5 separate regions of the Homo sapiens genome follow, and regions 2, 3, 4 and 5 are each linked to region 1. Evidence: chromatin loops called from intact Hi-C (ENCODE). Cell type or tissue: heart right ventricle. All regions are shown on one strand.

Region 1 (4,000 bases):
TCAACAAACTAATGCTCAAATCTAATCTATTTTCTCCAACTCCATTGACCTTGCCTTATTTCTGGCTTTATTTTTGGAGGCTCCTAGTTAAATTTCCCTTAATAGAATGAGGACATCTCTATCTCATCCTAGCCATCAAATTAATGATATTTTCCCTCTCTTATAGAAAACAAATGGACTTGGTAATGTAAGGCAGTAACAGGATCTGTCTACAAATTTCCTAGAAGACAATCTATACATAAAGTTATATATGTTGCATTTAATTTTCACTAAAATCCTGTGATAAACCTCCCTATCCAGAAATTTTGCTTGCTCATTTTAATCTGGCTACTAGAGAATGGAGAGGCATTTCCACCTGGGTCCAGCCTTAAATGACAATATGAGTGGTCAATCATTTCTGCCACCCTTGTTGCCCCAAGGGAGGTAATAAAAGTAGTTAGAACACCTGTCACTGAACTTGGATGTGCATGGTGAGCAAAGCCCTCCATATCTTCCTATTCAGGAGGAGTTGCCACATCTCCTCAGTGGCTCCTAGGCTGCTTAAGCTTTTGATATACCCTATGTAGACAAAAGGGTACAAAAGCAAGGTTGCTAACATCTAACTGTTGCCTTGAGTAAAAAACAAAAGGAATTACAGAACAAACGTTTGGCTAATTTCAAAGTGTCCCTTAGTGCTTGAAAACTTTGTCTTATTATTTTTTATACAGAATCAAAGTAGGCCTATCTTAGAAAAGGGAACATCCTTAATGTTGGAGAGGTTTTAAAATAGGCTCTCACTATTTCCAACCCAGATTATTGTGCTGACAAACTGATGTTTTCCCCACTTCCTGTCTTTCTTCTCCAGTTATTTCACATTCTACTTTCTGATTTTGCTGTCCAAAATGCATATTGGCCACCTTTATGTTTAAACACTCCAGTTTACTTCCTCTTGTTTCATAAAGTCCAAAATTGCTGGATATGGCCTACCTCCCTCTCCATCCTCATTGCCTATCTTTACCCAACAACAGCACACGAAATTTCTAGGAATAACCCCCAAATATGTGGGAACTGCATGATTTGTGCCTCTATCAAATATTCATTTTTCTCTCTCTTTTTCTTTTTTCATAAAGACAGGGTCTCACCCTCTAGCCCAGACTGGTCTCGAATGCCTCTTGATACAGTGCTTGTGGAGCCCATGGATTGATTTCTGAAGGTCCTCGAACTTCCTGAAATGAATGCTCATTTTGAGTAAGGTATACATTACAGCATTTTTTAGGGGTATAAGCTCCATATATTTTATAAGATTTTCCAGTAGGTCTTTAAACTCTAAAAGGTTAAGAAACACCATAAATCTGTTGAGAACTAGGACACAGATGACCAAATTTGACAGAACAATATACAAAGTAAGAATGGATGACAGTGTTGTAGAGTCTCATCGTCAAGTATGGAATCTCATTTATAAAATGTAAAAACTGAGGCCCAGAGAATTTTAATGATTCGCCTGAGTTCATTTACAAACTAAACTACACAATTTAGATTTAACTGTGCAATGTCTTTTCCATTGTTTGCTTTTTCATGTATTTATTGTTTTATTCAATTATTATAGAGTGGAACATACTTGAAAGTGGCAACTATGCCTTGAAATGATGATTATGATGGTGATGGCAATGATGATAAAGATGATTTTAGAGGAAATTATGAATAAGAAACATGTCTAAGACCAAGAAATATACAATTATGTACTGCTAATTCTTACATATTTAGAGTACTCAATTTGCCTCTTAAAAATCCTGGATAATGAGAATTTATTGACTTAAGTCAACTGCATCCAACAAGTCAGGCAATTTCCAAATAATTGTGTGATTTTTAAAAATGAAATTCTCTTGAAATGTTGGATCCACTAATTTGCAGATCTGAGAACATGTTTTTCATATGGTACCCAATTGATTTATGTGAATTGCTTAAGGAAAGAAGTTGAAATTTACCTGAAATATCTTTTGTTAGACTATGCGAAGCAGAGGAACTTGCTTTACATTTTTGTTTAACCTTCACTAGGTAGTTCAAATCTCATTGTCGATTTTACTGATTTTTATAAGGTTATAGAAATGCTATTATTTTGTCAGAGAACTAAAGTGCCCTCTACTGTTTCTTCTCTGTTATTACAGCCAACTTTCTGTTAAGATACTTGATTTAACAGAAAAGTCGTCCTTACAGAAATAACCAGCAATAAATTCATTTCTGATAAAGATTCTAATTATAAAAAAGAAAATTATTATTGACTAAGCATTTTGAAGCATTTACATGTTTTATAAATTGACCAGTAAATAAAATCCTACATATTTGCCTTAATCATATTTTTGTCACTTTAATCTTAAAAATTCAAATTCCACTTTATAAAAAACATTTCTACTTTTTGGCATTTGTTTCAATTCATTTTACACAGCCAGAATTTTTTCACTATGTTGACTAGTATCTTTTTTAAAAAGATGACCAAAATAGATATATTTTTAATTTAAATATTCAGAAGCATAAGAAAATTAAGAAGGGCCAATCACTATTTTCTGAATGTAATTAATGAAATTTATTACTGAGAAAAAAATCCTCTAGATGTCATGTTATTAACTTAAAAATAGAATCATCTTACAAATTTACATATTTGCTTGTTGTAAACTTCAATTTTGACTAATAATTATGCACGTCACTTCCCTTCACTAAAGTAATCCAAGTTAGCTCTGAGTCATTTCAACCACTATTACTAACAGCATCATTAAAAAAAAAATGTCATTTCTTAGTCTTAAAATTTCAGTTATCTACATGCGTAGAGGCCTAGGATCTGTAGAGAACACTCTTTTACGAGTTCATAAATCTAATTATTTCAGAAATGTTTCACCCTTTCTCACTCTCTTTTTCATAGGACTTTTCCATCATTGGCAAGGTTTTAAAAATTTCCTAGTTTGTTGGTAGCTATTCAGTTCTTGCACAAAGACACAAATCTTGGCTGCTGGCCTTTTGGCATCTCCTAATTTTTTCATAGACCTCAATTGAACTTTCAGCCTGTTCATGGAACTTCAGAGGCTGACAATAGAAACAGCTCCTATTTGTCTTTTCACCCTTCACTTTTAATCCTTTCCATAAGCCACTTGAAAGTACAGTACTAGGTAGTTCAAGGATAGAGAGGGAGAAGACGAAAATCTATTTTCCCTCCATAATGCTTTCGGTATCCCATTTTCTTTTCATCCAAAGACAAGCAAATTAAGCAAATAAACATTAACACTGGTAATAATCCAGCTCATGTAACTAAGATTGATGTTGGGTGAGCCTCAGTCTTATAATACAGTCATTTGAGCCTCTTCTGTTATGCCAGAATTAATCTGTAGAAGGAGCCATAAAAGTTCATACAAAAAAGGGAAAAATGGCTTAGCAGTGTGAAGCAGAAGCAAGAGGTGCATGCTAGAAAGTTGGGAGCTCACACTTAAAAAAACTACAGAACTCAAAATTTGCCATGACGTGCAGGTCCTTCTTGGGCCTGTAAATTAGGCAGTTAACGCCTTATCTGAACCCTGGGAAGAATAACTTTCAGTTGCTTTTCCTCGCCCTAACTCTTCTACAAGGAAAGAAGCATAGCCTGTCTGCTTGGTGACTGCTTGGACCCTGCTTCACTAAGTTGAGCCTGTCTGGAACAGAGCTCAGACCTGCCTCCATGTAAATGTAAAGGCCAAAGGCCTTGGATGGCAGCAATTCTGGGTGACTAGGTAACTCTCCTTCAGGTAGGTTGCCCCAGGGATTGGGACACACTATTGTGGCTGATAATTTAAACTATAATCTTCACTCAAATCCTATTGGTAGTAAAAATGTTATGTTCACATCTGGAAGATGTTAGAGGGCCAATTTATTAGAGTGCCATTTGTTTCTGATGTATTTTTCCCCATGCTCTGAGGGCAGCTGCACTGTCAGCTATTGAGCTTGTAGGGCCAATAAGCTTCAGCAAATTCACACTGTAAATCCTCTTGACCAATGAGTT
Region 2 (4,000 bases), 100 kb before region 1:
CAGAAATATACAGTGGGAAGGGACACCCTATTCAACAAATGGTCCTGGGATAATTGGCAAGCTGCATGTAGAAGAACAAAACTGGATCCTCATCTGTCACCCTATACAAAAATCAATTCAAGATGGATCAAAGACTTAAATCTAAGACCTGAAACCATAAAGATTCTAGAAGATAACATTGAAAAAATCCTTTCAGACATTGGCTTAGAGAAAGACTTCATGACCAAGAACCAAAAGCAAATGTAACAAAAACAAACATAAATAGATGGGCCTTCATTAAACTAAAAAGCTTCTGCACAGCAACAGCAATAATCAGCAGAGTAAACAGACAACCCACAGAGTAGGAGAAAATTTTTGCAATCTATACATCTGACAAAGGACTAATATCCAGAATCTACAATGAACTCAAACAAATCAGCAAGAAAAAAACAAACAACCCCATCAAAAAGTGGGCTAAGGACATGAAAAGACAATTCTCAAAAGAAGATATACAAATGGCCAACAAGTATATTAAAAATCGCTCAGCATTACTAATTACCTGCAAAATGCAAATCAAAACCACAGTGAGATACCACCTTACTCTTGCAAGAATGGCTATAATCAAAAAATCAAAAAAAAAATAGTTGTTGGCTGGGATGTGGTGAAAAGGGAACACTTTTACACTGTTGGTGGGAATGTAAACTAGTACAACCACTATGGAAAACAGTATGGATATTCCTTAAAGAACTAAAAGCAGAAGTACCATTTGATCCAGCACTCCCATTCCTGGGTATCTACCCAGAGGAAAAGAAGTCATTGTACAAAAAAGATACTTGCACACACATGTTTATAGCAGCACAATTTGCAACTGCAAAAATATGGAACCAGTCCAAATACCCATCAATCAAGTGGATAAAGAAAATGTGGTATGTATATATGTATATATATATATATATATATATATATATATATATATATACACACATATACACACACCATGGAATACTACTCAGCCATTAAAAGGAACAAAATAATGGTATTCACAGCAACCTGGATGGAATTGGAAACTATTATTCTAAGGGAAGTAACTCAAGAATGGAAAACCAAACATTGTATGTTCTCCCTGATATGTGGCAGCTAAGCTATGATGATGCAAAGGTGTAAGAATGATGCATTGGACTTTGGGGACTCCGGGCAAAGGATGGGGTATGGTGAGGGATAAAAGACTACATATTGGGTACAGTGTGCACTGCTTTGGTGATGGGTGCACCAAAATCTCAGAAACCTCCAATAAAGAACTTATTTACGTAACCAAACACCACCTGTCCCCCCAAAACCTATTGAAATTAAAAAATAATACTAAAATAAGGAATTTTTCCTCCAGATATGCTCACACATGGGCACAAAAATACTTATATAGAATGTTCATTTTAGCACTGTTAATAACAGCAAAGAGTGGGGGCACAAACAGAAGCATCAACTGGAAGATCTTAATCAAACTAAGATCTATAAAATGCAGTGTATAACCTCCAAGATATTTTGCTAAATGAGAGGAAAGGTGACATGGGATATATATGTACTATTCCCGCTATTAGGGTTTACATTGTGTTGGGGGGACAGTGGCAGGGTGCATGGGTGTAATACAAGTATCATTGCTTGTGTGTACATTAAGCATATCTTGAATTATACACAAGAAACTGTTTACCATTGGCAGCTTTTGGAGACGGAGGTTAGAGATTTTGAGACTGAAGTCAGAAGGAGAATTATTTTTCATTGTATATTTGTTTTCACTTAATTTTTTATGCAAACAGAATTTTCCACCCAAAAGAAACTAATTTTTAAACATAGTACAATATTGGATGATTAAATTAAAGAGACTCGTTTAGCTGCTCATATGAGAAGGATTGAGATATCCCTCAATCTTGCATGGTAGGCAGGACCCTTTTAGTGTAGTCTAGGGGCTTGTGAGAATGGAGCTGCCCAGGGCATGGTGGCTCGGAGTCACTTCAGAGATCCAGAGGACCCTCTGAGTATGGAAGGAAGACTTGGACTCACTAAACTTGTTGTTAACACAATTCGAATTTAAAACAACACCTGAAACCCATGTCTGTATTTCTTTCATATTTTATGGCTGTCTTCTCTAAACCCCACTATTTATTCAGTACCATCTCTAGCTTGCATTTGAGCTAAAATGTTGCTTAGACTTGTTAATTTTAAAACCAGCTTCTTGGTTTCTAAAATTCATGACATTTTCTTAATTCTCGTACAGAATACCTGCACTCCAGGTAATTTGCCTAGAGTGCATAGTTTTACAGACACTGTTTAAATGGTGCATGTTGAAAGCCTGGCAGAGAGGTTAGCTGGGAAAGATTATCTTGTGTCGTGGGTCTATTCAATACTCCAGATACTCCTAATGTCATCTCAAAGAGGCCTTTCCTGATACCGAATCTACACAAGGAAACCACCCTCCAGCCCCTTTAACTCCTGATAGCAGTGTTAATATTCTTCATAGCTCTTATCATAATTTGCGGTAATTTTATTTCTATATCTTTTTTACTTTATGTTCTGACTCCTTTACCAGAATGTAAGCTCCATGAGGGCAGGGATCATGGATATTTTGTTCACAAACATGTCCCAGTACCCAGCATAAGTGCTTATTAAATATTGAAATGGGAGGAGTGTTCCTTTATCCCCCTCGCCGGGTGTGCGCCAGGGGTGTGGCTCGCTTCTTTGGTGCTCCGCTGCTCAAACCACTAGGGGAAGCATGCAGACGGGCAGGTCACGGGGAGCGTTTTTGGGCTTCGACCCCATGGCAGCATCTAGGGTGAGTGTTTCCAGCTCGCGAAGCCCCAGTGGGCGTGTGTTACAGTGCGCTCTTTCCGTTTTGCGGTCTGTAGTTGGCTTGTGTTGATCAGCGCAACTAGACCCTCTGCCTTATCGAAAGGACACAGGGCCTTCTGTATCCCCGGTTCTTGCCCTAGTGTACCAGAAAAATCGGATCACATGTGGGCTTGGAGGATGGGTGCAAAGTTTTATTGAGTGGTGGAGGTTGCTCTCAGCGAGGTGGATGGGGAGCCAGAAGGAGGATGGGTTGGGAAGTTGGTCTCCCCCTGGAGTCGGGCCACCCAGCAGCCGGGCCACCCAGCAGCGGGACTCTCCTCTAACCACCCCAGCTGAATTCTGCCTTGTCCCGCCACCGATGGCCTGCCGATGTCTGCTGGTGTCTGTGTGTTTGCTTTTCTGCTCCTCTTGACGACCAGCCATTTGTGTCTGTGCCCGCTACGGTCTCTCGGGTTTTTATGGGCACAGGATTGGGGGTGTGGCAGGCCAAAAGGCAACTTTATGGGCACGGAAACAGAAATGCTTGTCCTCACTTAGGTCCATGGGCACAGGCCCGAGGGAGCCCTCCCCAGGGACCCCGCCTTTCTCTGCTTAGCACTTCCCTACCCGCCTCCTGTATCACTATGAATCAATGTCCTTGGATCAAGTCAGACTACACATTTAGAGAATGACTTTTTTGTCATTGCTTTTGTAGATACGTTTTTTCAATTGTTAGCCATGAGTTTTTATCTTAGGTTGTTTTCAGAATTAGCTATGCAAATTTAATTTCTCTATTTGCTGTGAAACAAATATTGAGGTTATTATTGGTTAAATCTTACTCCTATTGTCACCCAGGAGCTGTTTCTCACCAGGAAAATTTATTCTGACAAATATTTTGTGGGTACCCTAATTTCAGGTAATGATATTTAATGAATGTTTTATGATTTAAAAAGTTTCCCTCTTCATCAGGGCTAGGAGGAAGCTCTAGGGTATCTGCTCACACACAGCCGCTCTGCTGATGTTTATGGTTGCCATATGCTGCCCCTTCCTCTTTTGGTTCTGTTTTATTAATCTTATAATAAACATCTTCTCTTTCAATAATTCACCTCAAATACTTTTTGATAAGATATGATGCAAATACATTAAATTATGAAAATAAATTATATTTTTTCTATTTTTGTTAATTTTCCATTTCATTGGG
Region 3 (4,000 bases), 160 kb before region 1:
AGGACATTTGACAAATCATCATAAGACTTCAGCATAATCTTTATACCAAACCAAGGACAGTTTGAGAAAGGAAAATCTAATTTATGAATTTAGAAAAAAATCTTAAGCAAACATTAGCAAAATGTATAAATGTATAAATTGTATAATGTATAAATAGGTCGAGGAGGGCAGGAAGGGAATATGCCTCAGGAGGAAAGAAAAAAGAGATAAGGGCTGGGTGTGGTGGCTCATGCCTGTAATCCCAGTACTTTGGGAGGACGAAGAGGGTGGATCAGGAAGTCAAGAGATCAAGACCATCCTGGCCAACATGGTGAAACCCCTTCTCTACTAAAAATACAAAAATTAGCCGGGTGTGGTGGTGTGCACCTGTAGTCCCAGCTGCTCAGGAGGCTGAGGCAGGAGAATCGCTTGAACCCGGGAGGAGGAGATTGCAGTGAGCCGAAATTTTGCCATTGCACTCCAGTCTGGGTGACAGAGCAAGACTCTGTCTCACAGGAAAAAAAAAAAAAAAGAGAGAAGATAAGAGAAAGGAGAGCCACCCACCAGAAGCACAGAAGGAGGAGCTGGCTGTCAGGAAAGTTGGTGGATTGATAACAAGAATTAACTTCGCCCCCTTTACAAAGTTTTTCTTTTGAGATAGGGTCTGGCTCTGTTGCCCAGGCTGTAGTGTAGTGTAGTGTTGCTCATAATTTGGGATTTGTGGGGATATCTGGTCCCTAGTTTTGTGGAGGTTGTCTGTGCCCCATAATTATTTTTGTAATCTTAGTTGTTCTGTGTGTTCTATGAGGGAATTTGGGAGAAGCCACTGCCAACTTCACCAGATCTCAGAGCAGAGCTTTCTAGTTTCCAGCTCAATATATCTTGTACATAGGAAAGGTTTAATAACTATTTGAGCAACAAATTTAAAAGTTAGAGGTATCATTTTCTTTAGGCACTTTGTAACGTTAGAGCAAAGAGCGTCAAAATTGTAAAGGACACCTGTTATCCCAGCACTTTGGGAGGCAGAGGTGGGCAGATCACTTGAGGTCAGGAGTTTGAGACCAGCCTGGTCAACATGGTGAAACCCCATCTCTACTAAAAATACAAAAATTAGCTGGGCAAAGCAATCAGCAATAGCTAAAAGATTTACTTGGTGTCAGCATCTATCCAAGAGGAAGCAATGGGATCTCTGACAAACTTGACTTCGAGGAAGCCAACAAGCATTTATCTGGAAAACTCAGTGATCCAAATTGAAAACAGTAACTGAAACTAGGAGGGGCTTTCATGGTCCAAAACTGTCCGTGGTAAGACTAAGGAGATTGAATATTCTGAGGTCCCTTCACTCTCAAAGTTACCCAGCAAAGGTTCCTCCAAGACAAAGCTATGATCCAAACTGAGAATAAATTGTTAAGAGAATCTAAGATGAGCAGGTCGGGGACACTAGACACCAAGGAAATATAAGGTCCAGATAAAAGTGGTAAGGGAGAATAGAATCAGAAAATCTTAGAATTTAAGTATTTATATCGTTGGACATTTTATAAAAACAACCAGAAGAGGGTGGTCGAGAGACATTAAATGTAAAGAACCCAAAATGATTCCAAGCCAAGCTTCCTTTCTAAAACTTCAGAAAATCTAATTTGGTGTAAAAATGAGCATCAGAAAAGAATGAGCTAAAATCACATTCAAATTTATTACAGGGCAGGGAGAAAAAAATGAGTAGAATTTCTATAGATAATAAAGATATGCCAGAAAGATGTTCTCACACAAAAAAAAAGAAAACTATAATTTATATTTTTTAAACAGCTAACAGAAAGAAGATCTGAAAGATAAACCAGAATAAAGAAAACTTAGAAATAAAGTGGTAGAAATCAATAAAGAATTAAACATAAAATTAAACATTCATTTCAGAAATTGTCTAACTAGAAGTATAACACAAGAGCAAATAGACTCAACTGGTAATGACTCACAATAAATAGAAAACGAAAAGAAGGAAATTTTTAAATATATAAAAAAAAAAAAATGAAGGTGCCAGGGACTTAGGTGGGAGAGACGGGAATGGAGAGTCATTGTTTGATGGGTATAAATTTCAGTTTTGCAAGATGCGAAGAGTTCTGGAGATGGATGGTGGTGCTGACTGCACAACAATGTGAATGTGCTTAATGTCACTGACTGTGCACTTCAAAATGGTTACGATGGTAAATTTTATGTTATGTGTGTTTTGTCACAATTAAAAAGTGAAAGGAATGAAAAAGGAAATGAAGGAAGAGATGAAAAGTGTTAGTAAGAACATGATCAATTCAGAAGACAGGCAGAGAAGATCTGACGTATCTATATAAAAATTAGGAATCCATGAATGAAAAATCAAAACAAGTTAGAAGAAGCACCTGATTATAATGCACCAAAACTTTGATCAGATGAAAAAATGTGAAGTTACGTATTGAAGGAGCACATTGTATACCTGGAAAAGTTGACCCAGAACAAATATCTGAGCCATAGACCAAGTGACTTATGAAGGAAAGAAAAAGGAATTGTTATCATGCTTTTCAATAACAATTTCTCCTACCAGAAGAAAACAGAGTAACACATTTAAAATGTTGAAGGGAAAGAAACAGTAAGCCCAAGATTTTATATTCAACCACACTTTTTTTTAAGTATAAAGGGAGCAAGCTGTCACCTGGAAGCCAGAACTGAAAAATACTGCTTCTGTGAATCCTTCCTTGGGTATACAGTAGCTTCAGACAACCAAAATTACTAGAGAAATATTGACATAAAGATGGATGGTGGGCGTTGAGCATATATTTACGTGAAGAACAAAGGAAGGACATAAGAACAGAGTGTGGTAATGGCTCTATGCTCTGACAATATAGATACAGCATAATTAAAAGAAAACAAGGAGAGAATGAGAATATCATGTAAAAACATTTGAAACAGTTTTTCAGTAATTATACTGGTAGTAGTTTTGATAGTGTTATTTTGAGAATGTTTTGTGTGACATGGACAAAACATTCAATCATCCCCATTGTCCTTGCAACCCAGGATTCTTGCTGAAGACAAAAAGAGATTTGAACATAAGGTAGAAGAGTTTAAGTAACATTGAAATCTGAATTTGAATTATAGTGTGAACATACGAGGTATTTTATCTTTAAATAAATGAGTGATATTTACATATATAGTTGTATATATTAAATAATCATTGTCATATAATTATTGTTTATATATTTTACCATGCATATAATTATATAGAATTATCAATAGATATAAAGGACTAAGTTCTGATAGAGAGGTACGTTCTATAGGAAATAATAATAGTTATAATGATAAATACATAATTATTATTAAAGGAATAGGAAATTGTACCATAATAAAAATATATATATTTGATCTCTATCCCCAGTTCCTGACACAGAGCTCCAAAAATCCTTGTAATTTCCCGAGTAATCAGGGAGCTAGGTTCATCTTTGTTCTAATATTTTGTCTTTGACCTGGTTCCTGACACAGAACTTGTAACCCTTTGGAATTTTCTGGGTGCTAGGAGAATCTTTTGTTCTAATATTTGTTCTTTGACCTGGTTCCTAACGCAGAGCTCCCAAGACCTTTGTAATTTCCTGAGTGACAGCAGCACCTGACACAGAGCTCCTGAATCCTCTGGAATGTCCTAGATGATAGGAGTTCTAATAAGGTGACTCTTGGTGGCCTCCTGAATGGGAGCTGGTCACCAGAAAGACTAAGCCATGATTAAAAGTCTGGAACTTTTAGCCTCACCTTTCATCCTCCCAGAAGAGGAGAGAGGCTGAAGACTGAATTAATAATCAATCATGCCTATGTAATGAAGCCTTCATAAACTTTCCTGAAGCATGGAGTTTGGGGAGCTTCCAGGTTGCTGACATGGAGGGTGGCATGCCCCAAGAGGCCGTAGAAGCTTCCTGCCTTTTCCTGCATACCTTGACCTCTGCATCTCTTCCATCTAGCTGTTTATCTGTATTATTTGTAATATCCTTTATAATGCACCAATAAACACAAA
Region 4 (4,000 bases), 340 kb before region 1:
AGCAGAGCTCACTCTAACATTGCTTCTGTTCCACAGTGGTGCAGAGAAGTAGCAGTACAGGCTAGTGGAGGCATGCAGTATAGGCTCCTCTAAGGTTAGCTCAGCATATGGACTCCAGGGAACTGTCTCAGCTGGGCTCAGAACCTGTGAGGACTGTAGGAGTCTCCAGTAGTGAAGACTGCAGGTAGCCGAGATGGTGATGGGGGTGCTGGGATCCTCTTGCTCACCTTTTCCCTGCAAGGAAAAGTCCCTCCTGGTTCCAAGCTGATCTCAACTGTGGGGATGGAGTGGTGGAGGCGAGGTATTTTCTTCCATTTTCTATGTGGCCATCTTGGGTTTCTGAGCTCTATAGGATTCCTGCTGGATTTTTCCTATTCCCTAGTGCTCTCTTTTAGCTATTTTAGTCAAAATGTAGTTATTTATTCATTGTTTTGTTCTGTTTTGTGTGTGTGGAAGAGTGCTAGGAGCTTCTAGTTGGCCATCTTACTGATGTCCTAATTTGTATGTCCTAATTCCATAAAGACTCCAAAGTCTTTATGGAATTCTAAATTTTTATGAATCCAAAGACAGCATAAACATAAAACAGGTTTATTTCAACTATAGACACAAAGCAAACATTTTTGTTGTGCATTCCTTGACTAAGGCCTTTAACCATAAGCTATGTAATACCAGACTAGATCACTATTGACCGTCCCTCACCTTCCTAAACTGTGCTTAGTGACAGCCGCTGACAAACCTGAGGAATAGGGAAGCCAACAATTACACAGTCCCAAACAAACATGGTATACAACCAAACCTCCACAATTTTACCATCTCTTTCTTCTTTTTCTATCTATCTGCCTGTCTCTGTCCCCTTCTCTTTCTCTGTTTTATGCACACACACACACACACACACACACACACACAGACACACACGCTTCCTTCTCCCTCCCGTCCTTTGCTGATGTGTCTGGGAGGGGGGCTGAATCAGGAGCAGGGGGGCTGGTCCCTGGCTTGGCTTTTTTTCTGGGTCACCTCTTGCTGACCCCCAGGTGCTCAGTTCTCTTCTCCGGTGCCTTGTTCAGCCCCCTTTGCTCTTGCTTCTTCATTTTTTTTCTGATGTGAAAACATCCTGGGAAATTTGCATATTTGGCTGTAGTCAGGAGGTCTTGGACAGGGTTTAGTGACTGTGTTGGAACCATTTGCTATTCTCTCACTAATCCCATAGACAGGAGATGGGGGAGTGAGGGTGGGTGGAATCTCACCACTGCCCCCTGAGAGGGAGTAACTGAATCAATAGCACTGTAGCTGTTTCCATCTGTCAGGGTGACATGCCAACTGGCTAATGCTGAATTATTGATACTCCTTCCCAAAGTGAGTTAACCAAACAATTCAAAATCAGTGAAAAGGGGGTGGTCGATTGCAAATGAGGTTAAGTCCATTTTGTCACAAGGACAGGAAGCTGATGGCTGCCTCCAAGCCAAATCTGCTTGATTTATGTTATTGCTGAGAGGTCTTCAGTGCCACAAAGGGAAAGAACACAATAGAACAACAAAATTAGCCTTTTTACAAAAGAGGATTCAGATCACTTTCCAAATGAGCCATATTTACTACTAGCTCCCCATCCCCCCAGCAGTAGAACTGGTATAGAAATAACCAGAAGGGAAGTTCTTTCATAGTTAAAAAAAAAAAAAAAAAAAGCCAAGGTTTCCTTGAAAAACTGGATTCCTCCATGAATTTGACCCTCAATCTTGACTGAAAGGTGATTACTGGAAACACAAAAGCTCACTGGCTAAATTCCTACTCTGATTTCTCTACCGGGTATTAGGATCCGTAGAGCAATTAATGAACCTGAGATATGACAACCCACTGATTTTACTGAGCAGTGTCTTGGGAGATCACAAAGCATTCTCTTATGTATTCAGTGTCATAAATTCTACCCTTTAGGGAGCACATTAATTGTTATGCACTGAGTAAACAGCTGCTTTATATTGTTTACAGAGGTGCCAGGAGGTGCTTGCCCTGAAATTGTGTATGCCCCAGGCTGCCAGGTGTAATAAATAAATGGGCAAGTTGTGAATTTCCATTCATTTAGATGGACTTTTTATTAAAGTGCCTGCCAAGACACATGCACAGACCAGAATGTTTAAAGAATTAACGTTCATAGATTTTAAACATTCCACAGCATTTCACCTGTCTACAGTTTTCAATCTTTCTCAAAGCCTAGTGAACTGTTACAAACACAGGTCTGTAGCACCATCTAGTGGACAGGAAGCAGGGGTAGTGCACAGATAACTGGCTATAAAATTTGAAAGCCAAATTTCGGGTATGGCCCAACCTTCTTGTTCATCGTAGGGTATCCCAGTCATATTCTGAGCAGAATGAAACATGAATTGGATGGCAGGAATGGGTGCTACAGTTTGGCTGAGGCATCCATTATTTGGGGAGGAAGCGGGGGTGGAGGCTGCAACCAGATGGAGCAGTGCATTGATCTGTGCATTTTGATCAGTGGAGAAATCAGTTATTAATCAACAAAGAACTATTGATTTCCCAGCACAGCTGCAGCCAGACAACAGCGTATCAGCTGTTACTATTAACAACCAGTGTTTTGGGAAGTTAACCACTAGCAACTCTGCCCTTGGCTTCAGTAAACAGATCATTAAATGATGGGAAGAACCTGAACTCTCCAGAGGGACAGCTAGAGGAGACTGAGGAATTTTAAACAAAACATGAAACTAATTTGCATTTTGTAGTTCAAAATGGAGCTAGTCATTAGCTCCTTTTAGACAAAAATAATGTGAAAACTGTATATTTATACTGTGTGCATTTTTTGGCTTAACTAAAAATTCAGTTATTAGGACCAATAAAAAAATCAATAATCAACAAATATTATCAACAGCCTACCTCGTACCAGGCACTCCTCTAGGGGAAACAGACATTAAATCCCTGCCTTTGTATTAATATTTAATAGTTGGCATCATGTGACATAGACATTATGGTGCTGCCACAAAGTGGAACCAAAGTTTCTCTAATTTTGTATAAACACACTTTAGAGTTACACTAAAATACCATTATGGCACGAGATATATTTCTCAAAAGAGAAACAATAACCAAATATATTCAGTTTAGCCATTAACATTTTTCTCTTATTTCACTTTAATGGGATTATCCTTATTGATAATGCTAAATATTTACTTGGGCCTTCAACAAGGGGTGTGTGTGTGTGTGTGTGTGTGTGTGTCTGTGTCTGTGAAATTGTCCTATAACCAGCAATTTCAGATGAATGAGTATAAAGTGCTTCAGGCACTTGGACTAAAGCTGGTTCCTAAAAGCTTGCTGCACAGGGTCCATTGTCAAAGGAAGAAAAACTGGTGTTGGAGGCTGCCTGCCATGCTGGGTTGATTATTGGGATTTCACACTCTGTTCTGTGGGGACAAGAACCATCCAACTCTGGAAGGATTGACATCTGGAGAATCTGGCAAGTTAGGGAAGGGACATGAGGAAAAACTATAGTTTAAAAAATTTTAATGTTATAGATAGGACTGTAAAAAGCCAGGAGTATGATAACAGGAGTTCTTCAATTTTAGGTAAAAAATTTATTTAAAAAATTTCCCAGCTTTAGTGAGGTATAATTGACAAATAAAACTTGTATATATTTACAATGTACAATGTAATGTTTTGAAATATGTGTATGTTGTGAAATGATTGATCAAGCTAATTCACATATATATTATCTCACGGAGTTATGTTTTGTGGTGAGAACATTTAAGATAATCTCTCAGCAGTTTTCAAGTATATAATATTTTTAAAAGTATATGTTATTATTGTTTATAGTCACCATACTGTACAATAGATCTCCAGAATTTATTCATCCCAACTGAAATTTTGTATTCTTTGACCAATATCTCCCCATCACAGCCCCTTCCCCAACTTATTTATTTCGGATTTGATTTGCAGAGCGATTGATAGACTTCTATGTTTCAGACACTGAAGTAACTAAGATGAGTAAGACAAGCTTCCT
Region 5 (4,000 bases), 390 kb before region 1:
AGAGGATGAATAGAAATGAAGGCGGCAATTACCTTTAAGAAAATTTTTTTAAAGCCACACAGAAAAATTAAACTGGAAGAGTACAGAATAGCTCTGCCCTGGGGTTAAGAAAGCAACCCAGAGATGAGGATGAAAGTGTGGGAAGCAGTTAGGGTATCTGATGACCAGACACACAGATTATTTTAGCAGTTCAGTGTCCAACTCACACATAGTATTTTCCCAATGTCCAGTTTACTTGGGAGAAGGGGAATTGAGGGGGAGTCTCTGAAGCAGGACGTCAAGAAATTTCAGGTGGAGGAAGGCAACAGTCTCACAGGGCGTCAAATCAATCAAGAAGATTTTCTTTGGCTGTAATTGCGTAGACAGAAGAAAACTGAGAAAACCCATGCCACTCAGTCTCATTTGCAGGCTACACACACACACACCGCAAGATACCAGCCTCAAGGAAGAACACCTGTTCTAACCCTGTGCCTGCCGGGGGCGGCGGGGGGGGGCGGTGCGCGCGTGGCCATCCCAGGGAACTCATGGGCCATCTCAACAGCAGGGAGCCCGGATGCACTCAGGACCTGGCTGCACCAGAAAGACGCAAAAGGCCCCGCCAAATGTGTCCTGGCTAACTCGCCAAAAAGAGGCCTTAGAGAAAGGTTGTGAAAAGGGATCAGGCAGCCCAGATGTTTACCTTGGGCTGCAAAAAAGACGTAACCACAGGGCAGAACAGTTTATTTTCCAGAAAGGGTTTTCTTGCAAAAAAAAAAAAAAAGTAATCTTGAGGGTCAGAAAAGACTTTTGTGAGGTGTGGGAAAGAGAGGAAGGACCTCCATAGAAGTCAGTGTTTCTTCTAACAACCATTTCCGTGCCAGTGGGCCGCAATAGTCAAATTTCTCTCTAGGCTATCTCCACCTTTCTCCCTATATGGTCCTAGACTGAGAATCACACCTGTAGGCACTGAAAAGCCTCGAGTAACACCTAGCCTACCCGTCCCCACCACCCCCACCCCTCCACCGCCACCCGCTACGGTGCAGGTCCCTCCCTGATCTCCTATCGCAGCCAGCGCCTGCAGGTCTAAGCTCCATCCTCAGGTCGTCAGGAGCCTGGCCCCTGGAAATCATTCCCGCGCCTCACACCTGTGCTATTCTCTTGACACAATCTCCACACAGAAAAGCCCCAGGGCAGACTCCCGCCCCTTAAGCCACAGTGATCCTCTCACACACAGCCCCTCCACCCCCACGGCCAGCGGAGGCTGCGGAGTGCCAGCAAGGAGCGGCTCCACTCGGTGCCCCGAATGCGCGCACGGAGAACTGAGAACTCAAAAGTGCACCCGGAGTGCAAGGGGCGTGTGACTGCAGCCCGGCCGGCCCGGAGGCCCACTCCCGCCCTCGCCCACCCAGCGGGGCAGGCTGGCCTTTACCTCCTGGAAGAGCTCCAGACTATAGGTGTTGTCGTCGTCAGCGAAGAAGAGCACGCCGGGCTGCGCGCGCTGGTGCTGGTGCCTCTGGCGCAGCCAGGCGAGGCCCGCGTTGCGCTGCTCAGTGGCGCGCGGCAGCCCGGGCCGCTTGTAGCGCCGCGGCGTGGGCACGTGCAGGTGAGTGCTGGGCAGCCCGGCCCGCGCCAGGAAGCGGCTCACCAGCTCGCTGCGCGCCGCCGCGTCCTCCACCAGGATCCAGTGCAGCTGCGCCACCTGGCGGAACGTGTTGGCCAGGCGGGTCAGCTCCGCTTTCTGCACCGGGCGGCTGTAGGTGGGCGTGATGGCATAGATGGTGGGCAGCTGCGGCTCCGGCTGTGGCTGCGGCCGAGACTGGTTGCGCTTTTGGGTCCCGTGAGCCGGGCCGCCCCTGCGGAGCGGGAGTCGGGCGCCCCCGCGGCCCACCGCGTAGGGAGAGAAGTAGGGGCGCGGGGTGAGCGGGGGCACTGGCCTGCGCGTGTCCACGTCGAGCATGATGATGACAATTAGGATCCAGGGCAGGAGGATAAAGAAGCGGGTGAAAAGCGCGGACTTCATGGTGCACGCTCCCTGGCCTCTCGGACACCCCAGAGAGGGGCGAGCCGAGGGACCCCAGTGCGCAGCTTGGACAGCGGCGGCGCCAGCACTTAGGGAGTGGTGATGGGTGCGCTGTCCATGGGGCCGAGGGCGCTGCAGAGACCTGGAGCCGCGGGGCTCACTACCTGGGCGTGGAGGAGCGGCAGGTTCGCGCAAGCTAGAGCGACAAGGGGTGCAGGCGGGCGGGCAGGGGCTGCCCCCGACTCCAGGTGAGCTGGCGGGAAGCGGGACTCGGTCCAGCCGCGCGCCGCCGGTCCCGGAGTTGTGCCGAGTGCGGGAAAGGCGCTGATCCCCACCGCGCTCTTTCTGAAGAGTGGAAGCCGAGAAGCGGCACCCGGTGCGCCTCGCCGCTCCAGTCCGGCGGTGCTGCGGGCACAAGGGCTCCAGCCGCGGGCCCCCAGGACGCTCTCTGGGACGCCTTCGAGGGCGGGCGGCGGCGCTGGGGGCTTTCCTTCCTCACATTCCCGCCGGGGTGGCGAGGAGCGGGTGGAGACGCTGGGGGTTGTGTCCCGGCTGTGTTCGCGCGCCGCAGCGGAAGCCTGCTCTCAGTCCCTTGCTCTTGTCTTCTCAGAACCTCTCCGGATCCAGCAGCAAGATCCCAAAGCAAGGAAAGAAAGAAAAAGCGAGGGGGCGGGGGCGCTGCAGAATCCAGCGTCCTCCCAAGTCCTCCTGTGGGAAGACAGCAGCGCTGCTACTGGTGGAGAGGGGCTGCGAGAGGGAGGCGCGGAGGGACCCCTTGGCTCTCCGCCGGGTCTGGCGCTAACGGCCCCGCGAGCAAGCTCGGGAGGCGGCCGCTGCACCGCGGGTGGAGGAGCGGGAGGAGCGTCCCCGCGGGGCTGCACGACCTCCTGGAGGGGGTGATGCTCGTTCACCTCTCTTCAGCTTTGTGAAATACCGCAAGGTCTTTGGAGATGAGCCAGGAAAATCCATTCACGTGCGGAAATTTGCCGGGCTACGCGCGTTGCTGCTGATGCCTAGGGTTCGGAGTGAAAGGAGGGGAGAAAGCGAAGGGATTCCTCCTCCTGCTCCCAGCTGCTGCGTTGATGTGCTGGGGTGTATCGAACAGCGGCAACAAAAAGCGCTTTCACTGCAAGGCAGACATCAATAGGAGCCCACGGAGATGGAGGGGTGCTGCACATAGGTGTTTGGCATGTGAGACAGTCCATAAGAAAGAATCAATTCGGAGGGCTGCTGCCTGACTGCAGTTTGATCATGGCGGGTGGGGGCGGGTGGAATTCCTAAAACTCCAGCCGAGCATGTTTAACTTATTTTTCTTCAGTAATTTGGAGTCACGGTCCCTCCCAGTTCTTCGCTGTCACCGGAATTACTCCGTTTGGCTCTCCCAAGGCTCCTGTCAAGAAGGCCTAAGAAGTAGAATGGCCTTCATTTTCAGGATAAGGAAGCTGAGGTTCAGGGTTTAAAATGATTTCTCTGAGGTCAGTGGCAAGTGGCATATGGAAATAGAACGTGGGTCTCCTGCGTGTGTCTATAGCTAGTGGCGTCCTCACTGCATGGCCTGCAGAAATCCCACCCAACACAGCCGGGCCGGTTTGGCCTTCCTACATATAAAGATGGTGCGATTGAAATCAAACAGAGTGTACCATGACGAATAGAACCATGATAGGGTCTGGAAGACCCCAAGTAAACAGTTGGCACTTAGTTTAGACACTTTTTGCTGTCTAGCTGGCCTACTAGCTGAGTGCCTGACCTTCTGTAACTTACCAGGAAGAAGGGCTGTGCTTCCCAGGCAGGTCCCAGGGAAGTGCTTGCAAAGCAGAAGGAAAGCTCCAGACTGTTCTGCCCTAGCCTATGATAAATAATTTCTGAGCCCATCTTGTCTGGGTTGTCTGCCTTTCTCGGGCTTGTTCACAAATAAATCTCTCTCCGACTGTGCGTTCTGGTGCAACTGAGAGCTCTGGGGCGAATGGCTCTCCAGCTTTTCTGACAGCTCCTCTTCTCCCA

What was found. Peaks named below come from ENCODE experiments on the same cell type or tissue, not always from the same donor. Only the 100,000 strongest peaks of a DNase experiment are listed, where the experiment ranks them.
Region 2: it touches region 1 in a loop (2.5-fold over the local background); 3 of 110 quality-filtered maps call a loop at or near these places.
Region 3: it touches region 1 in a loop (16-fold over the local background); 89 of 110 quality-filtered maps call a loop at or near these places.
Region 4: it touches region 1 in a loop (3-fold over the local background); 8 of 110 quality-filtered maps call a loop at or near these places.
Region 5: it touches region 1 in a loop (3-fold over the local background); 4 of 110 quality-filtered maps call a loop at or near these places.

What each region holds. Positions count from the first base shown.
Region 1 is chr6:71,347,406-71,351,405 of GRCh38, forward strand. No RefSeq gene overlaps it. Among named protein-coding and RNA genes, the nearest start is that of MIR30C2, 28 kb to the right of the region's middle. In heart right ventricle, CTCF peaks have their summits at 2,118 (motif pointing left) and 2,323; a DNase peak (open chromatin) is centred at 2,980; H3K4me3 peaks cover 475 bases; H3K27ac peaks cover 1,824 bases.
Region 2 is chr6:71,242,697-71,246,696 of GRCh38, forward strand. No RefSeq gene overlaps it. Among named protein-coding and RNA genes, the nearest start is that of OGFRL1, 44 kb to the right of the region's middle. In heart right ventricle, no CTCF peak of the experiment used is centred here; no DNase peak of the experiment used is centred here.
Region 3 is chr6:71,189,466-71,193,465 of GRCh38, forward strand. No RefSeq gene overlaps it. Among named protein-coding and RNA genes, the nearest start is that of OGFRL1, 97 kb to the right of the region's middle. In heart right ventricle, a CTCF peak has its summit at 1,517 (motif pointing right); no DNase peak of the experiment used is centred here.
Region 4 is chr6:71,010,794-71,014,793 of GRCh38, forward strand. No RefSeq gene overlaps it. Among named protein-coding and RNA genes, the nearest start is that of B3GAT2, 56 kb to the left of the region's middle. In heart right ventricle, CTCF peaks have their summits at 2,245 (motif pointing left) and 2,446; no DNase peak of the experiment used is centred here.
Region 5 is chr6:70,954,431-70,958,430 of GRCh38, forward strand. It overlaps B3GAT2 (beta-1,3-glucuronyltransferase 2), which reads right to left and starts at 2,630. Exons shown (of 4, transcript NM_080742.3): 1 at 1,409-2,630. The coding sequence starts at 1,999. LOC124901229 reads left to right here and starts at 1,998. Exons shown (of 2, transcript XM_047419611.1): 1 at 1,998-2,098; 2 at 2,202-4,000. The coding sequence starts at 1,998. The coding sequence ends at 2,928. RefSeq lists silencers at 1,222-1,361, 1,832-1,961 and an enhancer at 1,890-2,405. In heart right ventricle, CTCF peaks have their summits at 1,697 (motif pointing left) and 1,900; DNase peaks (open chromatin) are centred at 1,294, 1,681, 2,581 and 2,961; H3K4me3 peaks cover 2,905 bases; H3K27me3 peaks cover 3,106 bases.